3 separate regions of the Homo sapiens genome follow, and regions 2 and 3 are each linked to region 1. The links are chromatin contacts, found by Hi-C or POLR2A ChIA-PET in ENCODE. All regions are on one chromosome and are shown on one strand. The core of a region is the stretch at or near the end of the contact, and the rest is flanking DNA. Distances in the headings are between cores, read along the strand shown.

What was found. A loop is a pair of places that touch in the nucleus more often than their neighbours do. ChIA-PET counts read pairs that join two places held with the same protein, here RNA polymerase II (POLR2A). Pooled maps may share reads with other maps.
Region 2: a loop to region 1 is called in a map of chondrocyte, with 4 times the contacts of the local background. The contact joins the promoter of BLOC1S2 here to the enhancer-like site in region 1. A Hi-C loop is called at or near these places in 1 of 168 maps with a recorded cell type or tissue (chondrocyte) and 7 of 50 pooled maps. POLR2A ChIA-PET finds 5 or more read pairs at or near these places in 3 of 52 experiments (AG04450, H1 and activated CD4-positive, alpha-beta T cell).
Region 3: a pooled map shows a loop between it and region 1 (5-fold over the local background). The contact joins two enhancer-like sites. A Hi-C loop is called at or near these places in 2 of 37 single-sample maps with no recorded cell type and 3 of 50 pooled maps.

What each region holds. Positions count from the first base shown.
Region 1 is chr10:99,844,013-99,847,185 of GRCh38, reverse strand. ABCC2 (ATP binding cassette subfamily C member 2) reads right to left here. Exons shown (of 32, transcript NM_000392.5): 28 at 2,721-2,864; 29 at 1,404-1,562; 30 at 59-225. Among named protein-coding and RNA genes, the nearest start is that of ABCC2, 63 kb to the right of the region's middle. Within about 2 kb of position 1,250, at least 6 of the 41 ENCODE cell types and tissues checked have a DNase peak (open chromatin) inside an H3K27ac peak, as active enhancers do.
Region 2 is chr10:100,285,112-100,288,284 of GRCh38, reverse strand. It overlaps BLOC1S2 (biogenesis of lysosomal organelles complex 1 subunit 2), which reads left to right and starts at 1,605. Exons shown (of 5, transcript NM_173809.5): 1 at 1,605-1,680; 2 at 2,072-2,188. The coding sequence starts at 1,626. PKD2L1 (polycystin 2 like 1, transient receptor potential cation channel) reads left to right here. Exons shown (of 16, transcript NM_016112.3): 16 at 1-136. RefSeq lists a silencer at 1,489-1,688 and enhancers at 1,979-2,278, 1,864-2,371.
Region 3 is chr10:100,146,964-100,150,136 of GRCh38, reverse strand. It overlaps ERLIN1 (ER lipid raft associated 1), which reads left to right. Exons shown (of 11, transcript NM_006459.4): 11 at 1-43. Among named protein-coding and RNA genes, the nearest start is that of ERLIN1, 37 kb to the left of the region's middle. RefSeq lists enhancers at 794-883, 763-1,962. Within about 2 kb of position 1,361, at least 2 of the 41 ENCODE cell types and tissues checked have a DNase peak (open chromatin) inside an H3K27ac peak, as active enhancers do.

The sequences.
Region 1 (3,173 bases), core at 1-2,500:
GAGTGGCCCCCTCACATCCTCTCATTGCCTGCAGGGGTAGCAGGCTATGGAACATTACCTCAGGTTGCCACCAGCCTCTGTCACTTCGTGGGATAACCCAAGTTGCAGGCTGGCCACAAAAGACTTGAGGTGAGCCAGCTCCAAGGCCTTCCAAATCTCCTCATCTGAGTAGTTGTTGAAAGGGTCGAGATTCATCCTCAGGCTTCCAGAGAACAGGATGGGGTCCTGCAAGTGAAAGGACAAGGGGGCTGTTGGGGCTCATGCCAGAAAAGGACCTCGGAGTTCCTCAGGACTGGGAGATGGTGGATAGGACTGGCCTGAGATGGATTCCTGAGGCAGGAAGCTGGTTTGTGGTTGAGCTTCCGCAAGGTTTTCCCTCCTAAGGCTCGGAGTGGCTACCAGCCAGGGGCTAGGCACAGGGTTAGAAGTCCTCGGTTTATTTTTTGTTTTTGAGGCTTTCACTCTGTTGCCCAGACTGGAGTGCAGTGGCACAAACACCGCTCACTGCAGCCTTGACATCCTTAGCTCAAGTGATGCTTCCACCTCAGCCTCCCGAGTAGCTGGGACCAGAGGCACGCACCACGATGCCTGGCTGATTTTTTAAATTTTTTGTAGAGATGGGTTCTTGCCATGTTGCCTAGGCTGATCTTGAACTCCTGGGCTCCAGTGATTCACCTGCCTCGGCCTCCCAAACCCATAATCGTGATTTCAAGGTAGAGGGATCAGAGGAGGGTAGAGGAAAGAATAGTACAGCTGCATGAGAAGAAGGTGTCACGCTTTTGAAGAGGCTGGAGAAAAGACTATCGAACTGAGCAAACACCAGACAGACCAAAACTACCCCCAGAGGAACTGGGCTGCAGTGGGCGGAGGAGGAAAGGTTCTCCTGAGGAGCCGCTGCGGGGAACGGAGAGGCCTCGCGGCAGTCCTTATCTGGCAGGATCCAGAGAGGAAGCCGAAGGGAAATCTTTCTTGCTGATGCACGAAGCGTTCCGCTTGCTGGCAGAAACCTGCAGCAAATTCCCTCCTCTATCTTTTAACCATAGCAAATGGGGAGTATAAAGCTTAATGGCTTCAAGCTTCAGCGGCAAAACTGCTAATGCTGATTGCAAAAGTCTTGCAAACCGTGATGGGCTATAGCAACGCTAAAGAATCGTCTGCTGTACTTGACTTCTGTTGTGTTGCTGCCACCTAGTGGTCAGATACAGGCAGCCACAAATGCATATTACCAAACATTTCAAAGTTCTGGAAATGACGTGTCCATCCTAGGGAACTAGCTCAAGTATCCCGAGTAGACCGTGGAATTGACAGTGCTGACTGAACAGACATCAAGAAGAAGCTGCATATGTTTCCTGTAAAACAAGCTGCTCCCCACGGCATGTGCCCGAGTAAGTTCTAGAGCTCACCTGGGGGATGATGGTCAGCTTCTCTCGGAGGTCGTGGAGCCCAATGGAAGCAATATCTACTCCATCAATGATAATCTGACCACCGGCAGCCTCTAAGATTCTGAAGAGGCAGTTTGTGAGGGATGACTTTCCAGCTCCTGTCCTGCCCACCACACCAATCTGCGAATATAGTTCCCTTACACATTAGTTCCACAAATAATTCTTGGGGAAAAGTTATTTAGCCTGGGCATTCACAGTCACAGGAGGTAAGAGGCAGTGACTGGCTACTCCATCTCTAAGATATTAAACTGATTTTGGTTTTGGTGAGGAAAAAAGTACCCAGATGTCAGAAAAAGATGCCAAAAATCATTGTTTGCTGAGAACTATAGTCACTGTTTGAAATGGACTCTCTTGGCAGCTGTTGTTATAATTATTATTGGAAATTATAGATAAAAACAAAATCCTTGTTTAGGCCAGGCGTGGTGGCTCATGCCTATAATCCCAGCACTTCGGGAGGCCAAGGCAGGCAGATCACCTGAGTTCAGGAGTTCAAGACCAGCCTGGTCAATATGGCAAAACCCCGTCTCTACTAAAAATACAAAAAAAATTAGCCAGACATGGTGGCGTGCACCTGTAGTCCCAGCTACTTGGGAGTCTGAGTCAGAAAAATCACTTGAACCCAGGAAGCAGAGGTTGCAGTGAGCCAAGATTGTGCCACTGCACTCCAGCCTGGGTGATAGAGTGAGACTCCATCTGAAAATAAATAAATAAATAAATAAAAATAAAGAAAAAAGAAAAATGCTTGTTTAGAAGTGAAGAAGGGAAAGATTAGGTCTGCCACCAGCTGAGAGCCAGACTCTGATCTGGACCTCAGCGTCCTTGCTCATCAGACCCCAAGTCCTCGGAGAACAACAGCACCTAAGGAGGGTGCCTGACTTTGAAGACTGGGAGGAGAACTGGGCCATTCTTCCTTCAGGGACAACCTCCACACTGCTATTCTCAACAGTTCCTTCACCAGGCCTGGCCGCCCCCTTGTTTCCTTCCTGACTTCCTCTCTGCATACTGTGGACCTTATAGGAAAGGGGCCCTGGTCAGCTGGCTAGGAGGCAGGGAGGAGCTGAGCAGAAGGCCCCGACAGCTGCGGTAAGTCTGTGTGATCCCTGGCTGCTATCCTTCCCTCTGATACTGTGTCCCCACACCTCCCCAGGGCAGAGGAAGTGCCCTGACCCTTTCCCTCCATCCAAATGATGAAGGCTTAGGGCCCAGCTGCTCTCCACTCTGTCCAATTGTTGTTTGATCACAAGGCCTCCCATCCAGGCCTTCCTTCACTCCACCTACCTTCTCCATGCTACCGATGTCACAAGTGATCCCTCTGAGGACCAGATCCAGCTCAGGTCGGTACCGCACTTGGTAGTTGTTAAACTGGATCTTGCCTTTGCTGGGCCAATCTGGCGGAGGCCTCTTATCAGTCACCCAGGGTGCCTGGCAAGGAGACAAGATGAGAAGTAAGTTTTATAAGGTGGCAACTCAGCCGAACAGTCCACCCAGGACTCGTGTCATAGAACAGGAGAAGGGTAGCAGTGTCCCAGCTACCTAATGGCCTCTGCATTTAATAGGCTGAACTAGACTTGCACTTTTGGAAAGTTCCTACCTTATTCAGTTAAAGAAAAATACACCATGAGCTTGTGCTGTAGATCTCCTCGGTATGTTGCAAGACCCGACATCCCCTAAACCATTTCCTATTCTAAGTTTGAAGAAATTAGGTCCTTTGAGTTAGAGGAAAGGAAACTT
Region 2 (3,173 bases), core at 356-2,855, 440 kb before region 1:
CCTGAAGGGAATCAGGCAAGGAAATGAACTCAGGATTCAGAGATCTTTGAATTAATATGTGGTGGGTTCTGACATTATTCTTCCATAAGACCATGTGGGTTTCCATGGTGGCTATCAATAAAACTCCTTAGGAAAACTTGGACTTTGCATTTGCTTCTGGTATTATAGAGGGAAGAAAGGCTGAAATTGTGGGTCATCCATGTGCCTGGGCTGGAATAGGTTCATGCTCTCTAGGAGGTATAGAGTAGGTGCAGTGATGTGAAGGAGCTGGGCTATAAGAACTTCTAGGCCTAGCACAGTGACTCACGCTTGTAATCCCAGCACTTTGGGAGGCTATGTTGGGTGGATCACTTGAGGCCAGAAGTTCCAGACAAGCCTGGGCAAAATGCTGAAATCCTGTCTTTAATAAAAATACAAACAAATTAGCCAGGTGTGGTGGCGCGTGCCTGTTATCCCAGCTACTTGGGAGGCTGAGGCATGAGAATCGTTTGAACTCGGGAGGTGGAGGTTGCAGTGAGCTGAGCCGAGATCACGTTACTGTACTCCAGCCTGGGTGACAGAGCGAGACTCTGTTTCAAAAAAAAGAACTTCTGGCTCGCAGGAATGGCTTGAAATAGTGGCTACTATGGTTGCACCATAGGAAAAGTGGGGACAGGTGACAAGTGAGACTCAGTCCTCAGGGTGGAGACAGTCAGGGTAGGAGGGCTGGGGATAAGGGGTAGCTGGCGTGTGTGTGTATGTACTGGCATCGGGGTGGGGTGAGAGGGTGCAGAGGGAGGATAACCAGGGATAAGAAAAGAAACTACCAAGATTTTGGGTGTCCAGGAGCCTGCCTGAGGCCTGCTGAATATCTCCTATCCCTTCTTCTGTGGCCTTTATCCCTCCTCATTTTGCACCTTCAATTGCTCCCCAGTCACTTCTTCTCATCCATCTCTTTCACTCACTCCTGTTCTCCCATCCCATTAAGTACTCTGTACACCTAGGAGGCTTGTGAAACAGCTTAAATGCAATTAAGATAACCAGAGTGTATCCTCAGCCCTAAAAAAGTTACAGTCTAAGCTTTCTTCAAGGAAGGCTGTATCAACTGAAGAGAAGTAGATGCCTGCCTGCAGTTTAAGAAATAGGGGCCAGTGAGTTGGTGTTAACTCAGGACATTGGGAGGGACAGTATTTAGGACCAGGGATCAATGCCTGAAGGTTTCCCAAAGTGTGGACGAGACAACCTGTAAAACTTTGGATTCCCTGAGCAATCTTTTGATGACTAACTCCAGTGCGGAGTGTCAGGAGAGCGGGCAATCCGTCTTCAGTGGTTTTGGTCAGCAGGCCACAAACAGGGTTGACTATTCCCAGACGGGTCGTGAGTGGTACAAGATGAGTGATCCCTCCAGGGTGTGACTGTAGGGATGAGCTCGCCCTCAGTCCCAGACGTCGCGACTGTTGGCAGTGGATCAATTCACAACAGCCTGGCGTAGCTTCAATTTCGGCTCCGGAATCGCCCTTTGCTGTGTCATAGACCTGAGGCTGGACTGGACCGCTAGGCGCAGGACTGCAGGGCCGGCCGGGTGGGCGGGGCACACCCAGTGCGCATGCGCAGCACCCCGGCCCGGAAACAGCGCGGGGTCCGCTATGGCGGCGGCAGCCGAGGGCGTACTGGCGACCCGGAGTGATGAGCCCGCCCGAGGTACCCGGAATGGATGGGGAGGAAGCGTCCGGTGGGGGGCCTGGGGCTCCGTCTCGGGTGGGCGAGGTTGAGTGTGTGGTGGCTCACCTGGCAGGAACGGGCTGGTGAGAGGAGTGCACTTGTCGCTGCGCGCGAGTGTTTGTCCTGTCAGGGTGACTGGGATGGTGCCAGGATGAGCGGGGGTGCCGGGTATGGGCGAGGGGCGGTGCGAGGGAGGCGAGTTGATGTGTCAGATGGGCAGGGACGCAGTGAAGGACTTGAAATTATGGCAGATGGAGAATGGAGCCGACTTGATGGAATGAAGGCAAGTGGAGGGATGTCGGAACAGGCTGCTTTGGCTGGATTAGCACCGGGTGTAGGCGGGACACTTAGTCATTCTCCCTTGGCCCAGACGATGCCGCCGTGGAGACAGCTGAGGAAGCAAAGGAGCCTGCTGAAGCTGACATCACTGAGCTCTGCCGGGACATGTTCTCCAAAATGGCCACTTACCTGACTGGGGAACTGACGGGTGAGGCGGGGTCTGGGTTGATTCGGGTGCGGTTTGGCCCAGGAGGCCTGGGAGATGGTTAGCAGCATCAGTCTGCAGCTCCCTTCCTACCCTGCATGCCCTGAGACAGGCCTGTTGGAAGTTGGGGGAGGCCATGAATGGGAGAGAAAGAAAATACAACTCTGCAGGCCTCTGTAACATAGACTAATGAGAAAACAATAACAAAAAAGAGTTCATATCCAGCAACAGTAATCAAGAAGTGCTTCCTTGGGGAAAGTGTATTTTGAGCAGGGTTGTGAAGGGAATTATTGGTGGAAAAGGGGGAGATGATACAACTAGCGAATGAGGTGGTATGTGCAAGCAGTGTGTTTGGCTAAAGCAGAAGATGTGTTTACCGGGATAAAGAGAAATGAAATTGAGGAACGGGGAGTGACCTGCAGATTTAGGGACCTATTAGTTTGGTCTGAGGATTTGATAACCCATCCTTTGGGACATGACTAGTGTTTGATCGTTTCCAAGTGGACACATGACCTATGTGTGGAGGAGGATCAGAAAGTGAAGTATGGGCAGGGCGCGGTGGCTCATGCCTTTAATCCCAGAGGCCGAGGCTGGTGGATCACTTGAGGTCAGGAGTTTGAGACCAGCCTGGGCAAAATGGCGAAATCCTGTCTCCACTAAAAATACAAAAATTAGCCGGCCGTGGTGGCGGGCGCCTGTAATCCCAGCTACTGGGGAGACTGGGGCAGGAGAATCGCTTGAACCCAGGAGGTGGAGGTTGCAGGTTGCAGTGGACTGAGATCACACCACTTGCACTCCAGCCTGGGCGACAGAGTGTGACTCCATCTCAAAAAAAATGAGAAAGAAAAAAGAAAAAGAAAGAAAGTGAAGTCTGGTCCAGTACAGCATCTCAAAAACATTTATTAAATTGTTTCACTTCCCCAGGAAATTACTGTAAGCTAAATTTGTGAATCAGAATCTATGAGAAAAGGCTTGATACAGAATAGTA
Region 3 (3,173 bases), core at 112-2,611, 300 kb before region 1:
CCTTTTTTAAAATAAGAAACTAAATAAAATTATTTTACTATCAGTGATTTGTGTTTTTTTTTCCCACGTCTTCATTTTTCTGTCATCTTAACATGCTCCTAAGGCTGTCTTGCACATTTCAACTAGGGAGCCAGTTTATTTGCGGGTTTAACTTAACTGTAGAGGCTTTTGTTATACTCTTGCCAGAATACTGCCTACCTGGTATAAGAATGTTTAAAACAAGGTGTCCACTCTTTGCTGACTCCTGGAATTTAACAAGGGGTGTTCTTCTAATCCTTTGTGGGACAGGGCCTGTGGCAGAGGGGCAAGGAGGGAGGATGGAGCATCAGGCCACTGGGATCCGTCCCTGAGAGCAAAAGTACTTCTGCACTGAGGAGGGGAGGAGACAGACCAAGCCAGAGAAGGACAATTTGTGTAAATTATAACTGGTAATGTAATGGCACAATATAACCAACTTGACTATTAAGATGTTAGCGGCCCAAGAGCCAGAGTTGGACCTGCTCTTCCCAAACGTTCTGTATTTCCTCCTGGGATCAATTTCCTGGTGATCTTGGGCCAGCAGGGAGTGGTAATGGGAGTTGTGGGGAAAGCAGCTCTTTCCTCCTGTTCTTATGGGATCAACCCCATAGTATCCTAGGTCAGTTGCTGTGGACCTGAGAATAATTTGAACTGACCATCCTATAGGTTATTGGTAGGTATTAAAATGAAGTGATTTCTGCCTCTTCTGTGGCAAAAGAATTTGTGAATTAGAAGCCGTGGCTTCTAATCGCTTTAGGATTAAGTCTCAAATGTGTACACACGAAGTTCGTGATCTGGCCCCTGCTGTCCTCTCCAGCCACCCTTCTCTAAGGTCCCTGAATGCACCTTCTGTCTGTCCCTTCTCATACGTTGTTCCATCTGCCTGGTTCACTTTCCTTCCCTCGTAGTGCTGACTTTCCTCAGCCAACTCCTGAGTCTTCATCACTTCTTCAGATGTAAAAGCTTCAGTTCACTTTGAACTGCTTGGCCTGGGTTAGCATCCTGTATTTCCCCCCCGTCACACATCATGCACACTTCATGTCTCATTATGTGCTCAATGTCTGTTTTCACAAATGCTAATCTCTCTGAGGGCGGGGGCGGGGGCTGTGGCTGTGCTGTTCCCTGGGGATTGTTTCTGTTGCTAATGCCTAAGATGGCATCTGGCCCATATGAGATGGCTTTGTTGCATGAAAGAACAAAAAGTTGAATATGACATGCAGGTAAATCAGGCAAGTGAGTCATGGAAAAAACTTAGAAGTGAGCCTACAGTGTCCATGTCAGGACTTTATGTGTAACCATGGGAAGTTACCTAACATCTCTGAACCTGATTACTCATCCTTGCAGGGTGACTCTTCAGTGGATTCAGGAGGATATGTTGTTGCATCTAGTGTAGAGATTCGCACGTGGTAATTGCTGGGATGCATTAGTTCACCTTGTCTACAGGAGTCAGTTGTCTACAGGAGTCAATATATGTGTCTGTCTCTGAGTAGCTATAAGTTCCCATAGTGGAGAGAGTGAGCACAGTGCCTGCTACCTGCAATTGCATAATAGAACACGTAGATTAATGTCTTCACCAGCTATGAGCTAAGCTAGCTGGATGTTAAACCCCAACCACAGCCCTCCAGGAGCATCCCAACAAGCTGGGCCAGCTTCTCATCTTTCTCCTGGTCTCTGCCCTGGTATGAGCACTTAAAATGAATTTACTGGGCCGGGTGCAGTGGTTCATGCCTGTAATCCCAGCACTTTGGGAGGCTGAGGCGGTCAGATCATGAGGTCAGGAGCTCAAGACCAGCCTGATCAACATGGTGAAACCTCATCTCTACTAAAAATACAAAAATTAGCTGGGTGTGGTGGCACGTGCCTATAATCCCCAGCTACTCAGGAGGCTGAGGCAGGAGAATCACTTGAACCTGGGAGGTGGAGGTTGTAGTGAGCTGAGATCGAGCCACTGCACTCCAGGCTGGGCGACAGAGCAAGACTCTGTCTCAAAACAAACAAACAAAAAAAAACAAAAAATTTACTGTTAATTCATTGCTCACTCCTAGTGTCTATTTTGACATAGACTGTAATGCAGAATGACGTTTTACTTGTTTCCCTTACCATATTTCTTCTGAATTAGTACCTGTCTTTCCAATTTTTCTTATTTCTTTCAATCAATTTTTCTACTTTTTTTTTTTTTAATTTTAAAAAATGTCTTCTTCCAGTGGGGCTCGGTGGCTCACACCTGTAATCCCAGCATTTTGGAAGGCTAAGGCGGGCAGATCAACTGAGGTCAGGAGTTTGAGACCAGCCTGGCTAACATGGTGAAACTCTGTTTCTACTAAAAATACACACAAAAAATAGTCTCCTTTCTTTCTTCCTATAAATATTTATTGAGTATCTACTGTAGGCTAGTTGCTGAGGCAACAAAAAGCCATATAGCCTTGTGTGTGTGTGTAGGATGGGGCAATACAGCAAGTAAGTAGGCAAGTGTGATAGTGTGGTAAGTAAGCAGGGTGTTCACTGGGTGCTGTGGGGCACCAGTAAAGATCAGCCCAGCCTTTTGGTTTCTAGGAAGCAATGTCTGATCTGAGCCAAATTTTTAAGGATGGACAGGAGGCAGACAGCCAGCTGAAGAGAGCAGTGGTGATGGTGGAGTGTGTTCCAGGCAGTGGGAGAAGCACTTGCTATTGCATTTCAAAATGCAGTGCCAGGAGGCATGAGAGGCTGTCCACTGCAAACCTTATGAGGCTCTACTATTACTTCATTTCATAGCTGAGATCTAGAGAGATTACATTACTCAAGATCCCATGAATATGAGTGGCAAAGTAAGGATTTGAACCTGTCATATTCCAGATCCAAGTTTACCACAGCCCTTTATATTTGCCTTTGAAGCCATTAGGTTTAGGGTGATGAAAGCTCTAAATTGAGGGGAGATTTTAGAGGATGTTTATAGAGATTTGTAAGCCCTGCAGTCGAGGTCAGGAAAAGGGATAATGAGATGGTTCATGTGTGAAGTGGTGACTTATGGGTGACTTCTCTGCCCTCTGCAGGACTTGGCAGAGGTGCTCTTAGTAAGCTGAGCGGTATGACAGCTGATTCCAGAAAGATCAGCCCTTTGGAGCCTGGGGGAGCAGCTCCCCTTATTTGGGTTACAAAGCAAGTGGAGGTGAACA